Linked DNA regions of Homo sapiens: region 1 is linked to region 2. Evidence: chromatin contacts called from ENCODE Hi-C data. All regions are on one chromosome and are shown on one strand. The core of a region is the stretch at or near the end of the contact, and the rest is flanking DNA. Distances in the headings are between cores, read along the strand shown.

Region 1 (2,970 bases), core at 93-2,592, 1.1 Mb before region 2:
AAATCACACCAGGCAATTTAACTTTGCCTCGGATTTTCCACAACCTTACAAAAATTACAAAGTTCTTCTAAGTTCCTCCATCAAAAGGCCAAATTCCTGGTTTTTTCTTTCAACAAAATGGATGCGTCACAATCTTATTTACATCTTGCCGTTTTAACCAAGACCTCCTTGAATCCCAAGCCTAGGTCTACACTTCCAGGCCCCTGAGAAGACCTAAGAACGATCAAGAAGGGATGCGCGGGTAAGCGTTGTCATCACAACATTAAAGATTTCGAAACTCCCAGACCACCAGAAAGCGTAGAGTATGGGGAAGAAAACCAAACCCAGCAACTCTAAGAGGCAAACTAGACCGGGAGGAAACAATCGGCCCCCAGGACAAAAAGCACATTCACACCTCTCCGTGCAACCCACTCATCCCTTTATACTCGCAGCGCTGCAGCCAAAGCACAAAGTTCTTTCTTTTCACCCAGAGTCTGTGCCTGTCGCGGTTAAACATGAACGGAGGAAAATTCCTAGTCAGAACCCAGAGGGGTAGGACGGGGCTTGGAGTGTGGGGACAACGCCAAGCAGGGAGCTGTCCAGGGGCACTGCCCGCCCGGGGTCTCCAGCTGTGAAGTTGCGCTCCTCGGGAGATTCCTGGGGTCAGAACGAGAGGCTGGAGTCGGAGCGAGGCACAAGGGATGCGGGAGAAGAAAGGAGTGGGGCCGAAGAGGTAGCCAAAGAGAATGGGGCTCCGAGGCGAGAGAGAAAGGACTGGAAGGGGCAAAGGGCGGCCAAGGAGGGCGAAAAGGGGAAGCTGCCGCTGGGCGGGAGACGGCGGAGGAGCGAGACGGGGCGGGGGACCGCGGGAGGACGGGAAGGCGGGAAGGGGAGAGAGCGTGGAGCTCGGAGCTCCAGCAGGCACAGGCCGCGGCAGATAAGGGGGCGCGGAGAGGCCCAGGCCCGGCCCAGGCAGGAGGCGTCGGGAGACGACGCGACCCAAGGCGGGCGGGCCCGGGGAAAACCGCCCGCGGCCAGACCGGCAGTGGAAGCTGAGACGCAGTGCTGCGGCCCCTCCCCGTCACGTCAGGGCACTTACCTCCTCGCAGCTGGGACGCTCCGGTGATGCGGGGCAGTCAGTTCAGAGCGTCTCTCCCAAATCTCGGCACCCGACTGACCCGGATCCAAACCAGCCAAGGGGGCGGCCCGCGCCTCGGGAGTCGCGTTGCGCCTGCGCACTCCGGCATGCACCCCTCCCCCTGCTTATGCTCCTCCCACCCCAGTGACTCGGCAGCGCGGCAGCCGACGACTGCGCAGACGCAGGGCGGCGGCCGCGCCTCTCCAACGCCCCGCACCCGCCCCCCTCAGAAGCACGTGCGCCTTACGTAATTTCCTGTTATTCTTCGGTTTGCCTCCTCCCAGTGGCGTGGATTTGCTCCCGACCCGCTTTTGGGGCGTGCCTGCTTCCTCCTCTCTGTTAGGTGAGTGAGTAGGCGTCATTCTTCACAGTAGTCCTCTGCCTCCACCGCCCCGGGATCTCCTTGCGCTCGGTCCTCTACGTGGAGTCACCTATGCAGAGGAATTCCACGGGGCGGGGGCGAGGACAGGGTGCGGGGGTCTTTATGGCAGACAATCCCCGGCTGAGCGCTTGGCCAGAGTTTCTGTGATGCTAGAATCTGGACTGCCTGCGACCTCTCCGGGACTCGGACACCAGCCCTCGCCTCCTGGTGATCTTTTAGGTCCTGCAGAGAAGTGAAGAGGTATTGGACGTGGCCAGGGTCAATAGTGTGAAGCCAGAATTAGAATTGAATTGAAATGCCTTCGGTTTTGATATCTCTGCTGTTTGTCTTGAGGCAACTGCTTTTCCTCCTTTGGGCCTCTCAGTTTTCCATCTAGTAAGTGAGGAAGTTGAACCTTATCGGTGAATCTCGTGTTTTCAGGCGTAGACTCCTTTGAGAATCTGGTGAGAACTGTAGATCCTCTTGCCAAAGAAATGCACCTACACACCAAATTTTGCAAAAAGATTTAGGCAGTTCACCAAAGGAGATGAATTTTAGGATTCTTTACATTTTTCTGATTCTGAATGTTGCTCAGATGGTAGGCGGGAAAAGGTGATCTGTGCAACAGCTGCCACCCGCTCCATCACCAGGACTGGTTCTGCTGATCTAGCTGTGCCTCTCCTCGCCTGCCAATCTCCAGCTCCACGTCTGCACTGCTCAAAGCTTCGTGAGAACAGATGATTTTGCGCAATTGAGTTGGATGGCGTTGATTGTGGCCCACCCCTAGAGTGAGGGTTTTTCCCTGAACCAAAACTGGCCCCATCCACCGTCATTCCCCAATACCTTAGTTGTAGTCAACTAGATAGGCTGCCGAAGATGGTTTAACTGTGTCCAGCTTAACTACAGCCAGGCTTTGGAATGCCTGGCCTATGTCTGTAAATGAAATCTAACAATTTATTGTATAACGTTGTTAAACATGAAGCATGATGTTGGCCCTGGATAAAACATTTTAAATTCTCGTCGTTCATACCAGAGGCTCAGTAACTGACCGGTTGAAAGAAAACTGTTCATTGTAACCTAATGATGCTAGTTAGATAGCATTAGATTATGTTAGAGATCAGATAACTTGTTCTAGCTGCCTTTGTCCTGTCTCACAGTGCTAGTAAGTCAGGATTTAAACTGCCCTTCTCAACATCTCTTGGACAAGAAAAAGCGGGAAATATGATGTATTTATTTTCTCAGACCTTGCCAAGTGAAATGTATCAAAACCAAACATGTCTTTTTAAGCTGCCACTTCAAAATATAACTTAAGATAAAATCTCATATATCCTTGAGAAGGCCTGGCACGGTAGCTCATGCCTATAATCCCAGCACTTTGGGAGGCCGAGGCGGGTGGATCACTTGAGGTCAGGAGTTTGAGACCAGCCTGGCCAACATGGCGAAACCCTTTCTCTACTAAAAATATGAAAAATTGGCTGGGCATGGTGGCGCA
Region 2 (3,319 bases), core at 735-3,234:
CCCTTCCCCCAAACTACATCCTTCAGAATGCCCCCAGGACACAGCTGACTGCTCAGCACCCTGAAGCACCTGAAGGCTCAGCAGCCCCTGGGAGGAAACTGGCATGTGACTGGGCACACGGTGACCTCAGCAACCTCCTGGGTCCTTTCCTCTTTTTCCCTGTACTGCCTAGGTGGTATCCCTTCGGATGCTTCCCCAGTTGCTTGACCCGACACATCCTTCAGGGCCTAGTTTAGAGCACTGTGCTAGAGGCAGAAGGCTTGGGTCCTCAGCCACTAACATTTTAGGCAAGGTAGCCTTTGGTTTAGGTTAAGTCATCACCTCACTCTGGCCTTGTTTCCTTCCACCTCAGAATTCCTTTGCCTTCCAGCCTAAAATCTCAACCTATTCTAAACCCGTCTTTAGTTACCAACGATGGGACACCTGGAGTAGCACAAAGAGTAGAAGTTAAGCTAAAGCAGAAACTTGAAAGCCTGGCTGCCTAAATTTCAATCTGACTCACCCATTTATTGTGTATTAACTGTGTGACCCTGGGCAAGTTACTTAACCTCTCTAGCCTCAGGACCAGTTTAAGAACAGTACACAGTAAGATTGTTGTTGGAATTAAGCTCCTGGATATACCCATTAGAAAGTTATTAGAGCAATGTCTGGCCCCCCGACAAAGGCGCTCCACGTTTGCAATCATCATGGCATGCCTGGAATTGTGCTGGAAGTATTGCCTAGGGTCTCATTCATTCCTCAAGAAGAGCCTGCAGGCAGAATCAACCTTCCGCTAAGTAAATTCAGAGGAACAGGAGCCCCAAGGCTTTCAAAGAAATTAACATTAATGGTTAAACTGCAAGGACTCACTCGCTCTGAAAACTGGGGCTAAAGGGCACAAAGGGGGCACAAAGCTCAGGCTGTGGGGGACAGATTGCCTTCACCAGTAATTCCCATGCCCCCCAACTTCCCAGATGAGATTGCCCCCCTCCTCCTAAGCCGGCTGCGGGCATGGATAGAGCTTCTGCTGGCCCAGGGACAGCTATGACGGAGGCCAGTGGACAGTGAGAAGGAAAGGTTTCCCTGGGCTGATTGAGGCCTTCTCTCCCCCCTACCCCCTTCACCTCACTCAAGGTGGATGCTTCAATTTTCTTATCTGCAATTGAGAAAAAATGAACACACTTCTTGCAGAAAGCAGAGGCTCAGCTCCTGGCTAAGTGTTGAGTCTAAACCATTCCTCTCCTCTGTCCTCGAAAAGAGCAGAGTCCCCAACTTTCTAGAAACCCTAACGCAGTGTCCCCTCTTGCCCCATTCCCTCAGACCCTTGGTGCAGTATTGGGAAGAGATTCAGAAGGGCAGGACTTTGCCCTAAGTCACAAGTCAATGACAGAGCTGGGGCCAGAACTGAGGTTAGGGCTCAGTTCTCCTTGGTGTGTGAAAGAGGGCCTCGCACAACCCTAAAACCCTCCCCCTTCCGAGTACACGCAGCCCCCCGACCCCCAGGGCCATCTCGGATCCTAAAGCTGTCTGCTCTGGGCGCCCCGAGAGCGAGGAGGGGATTCAGCGCTCCAAGCCTGCCCCAGGGTCACCAGGGAAGGGACGAGGGTGTGGGAGTTGAAGAGTTGACACCGGCTTAGTCACTAACGAGCCCGTAGCCCGCGGCGGGGCTGAGGCCCGGGGAGGCGGGAAGAGCAACAGGCGAGGGGCGCACGGCGCGTGAAGCCATCCCGGAGGCTGGCCCGTGACCCCGGAGCAAAGTTTCCAACAAAGTTTCCCGGGCCTCGGTGTCCGGTTGGGGGTAGCGTACCCCCGATCTGCCCCCCCCCATCCCACGCTCCGACGAACAAAGGAGGCACCGGCCTGCGCCCCCGCTTCGCCCCCAGCCCGGGAACCTCCAAGCACCCACCGACTCGGCGACTCCGCCTACGAAGAACAGCAGCAGCGCGAACAGACGGGCGGGGGCCATGGCACCGCGGACTGGAGAAGGCGCGCAGGCTGCGGCGAGTGGCCCCGGGCGGGCGCGCCACCCATCTTATAGGCGGCCTACCGGCCCCGCCCCGGCCCGCCCCCGCCCCGCCGCCCGCACCCCGCCCGGAATTCCCCAGTGGAAGCGAGGCCTGCGGGGCACTGCGCCCGCCCGCGGAGTTGGAAACCCCAAGGGACCCGCCCTGCCCGAGCCCGCCGGCTCCTACTCAACCCCTAGTCCTACCCTCCGGGAGCTCCAACTCCCTTTATTTATTTGACCCACTGCCAGGCAGGTCCCCAGAGATCACTGCGGCTAACCCCATTTTATAGTTGGGGAAACTAAGGCCCAGGGACGGGAAGGACTTCCCTAGGGTGTTGAGTTTAGACCAGCCTTCATACCGGGTGTGCTCCCCTCTGAAGACACAGAACTTCCCAAATGGGATGTGAACCGTGTTAAGACAGGGGACAGCAAACTATTCTGTAAAGGGCTAAATATTTTAGGTTTTGCGGGCCATACGATCCCTGTGGCAACTATTCAAACTCGAGCGTCGTAGCTCAAAAGCAGCCATAAATACTAAAGGAATGAGGGCAGCTAGGTCCTAATAAAACATTATTTATAGACACCGACATTTGAATTTAATATAATTTTCATGTGTCACGAAATATTATTATTCTTTTGACTTTATTCCCAACCATTTAAACATGCAAAAATCGGCTGGGCTCTATGGCTCACGCCTGTAATCCCAGCACTTTGGGAGGCCGAGGAATAGGAGGATCCCTTGAGCCCAGGAATTGGAGACCAGCCTGGGCAACCATAATGAGACCCCCATCTCTACAAAAAGTTTTTAAAGAAATTAACCAGGCATTGTGGTGCACCCCTGTGGCCCAGCTACTCTGGAGGCTGAGGTGGGAGGACTGCTTGAGCCAGAGAGGTGAAAGTTGCAGTGAGCCATGATCGCTCACTGCACTCCAGCCTGGGTGACCGAGTGAGACCCTGTCTCAAAAATAAATAAATAAATAAATAAATAAATAAATAAATAAATAAATGACATTTTATAATAAAAATGCAGGCCGGATGCAGTGAGTCATGCCTGTAATCCCAGCACTTTGGGAGGCTGAGGCGGCGGATCACTTGAGCTCAGGAGTTTGAGACCAGCCTGGCCAACATGCTGAAACCCCGTCTCTACAAAATACAAAAATTATCCAGGCATGGTTGCCTGCGCCTGTAATCCCAACTGCTCTGGAGGCTGAGGCAGGAGAATCGTTTGAACCCGAGGGGCGGAGGTTGCAGTGAACTGAGATCTCCCCACTGCACTCCAGCCTGGGCAACAGAGCAAAACTCCGTCTCAAAAAAATAAAAAATAAAAATGCAAAA

Evidence for each region. A loop is a pair of places that touch in the nucleus more often than their neighbours do. Pooled maps may share reads with other maps.
Region 1: a map of psoas muscle shows a loop between it and region 2 (7-fold over the local background). The contact joins the promoter of OSER1-DT here to the promoter of SDC4 in region 2. A Hi-C loop is called at or near these places in 2 of 168 maps with a recorded cell type or tissue (gastrocnemius medialis and psoas muscle) and 6 of 50 pooled maps.

What each region holds. Positions count from the first base shown.
Region 1 is chr20:44,209,618-44,212,587 of GRCh38, forward strand. It overlaps OSER1-DT (OSER1 divergent transcript), which reads left to right and starts at 1,343. Exons shown (of 3, transcript NR_038339.2): 1 at 1,343-1,460. It overlaps OSER1 (oxidative stress responsive serine rich 1), which reads right to left and starts at 1,154. Exons shown (of 4, transcript NM_016470.8): 1 at 1,079-1,154. RefSeq lists an enhancer at 564-1,183 and silencers at 843-912, 1,108-1,556.
Region 2 is chr20:45,346,440-45,349,758 of GRCh38, forward strand. It overlaps SDC4 (syndecan 4), which reads right to left and starts at 1,985. Exons shown (of 5, transcript NM_002999.4): 1 at 1,886-1,985. The coding sequence starts at 1,945.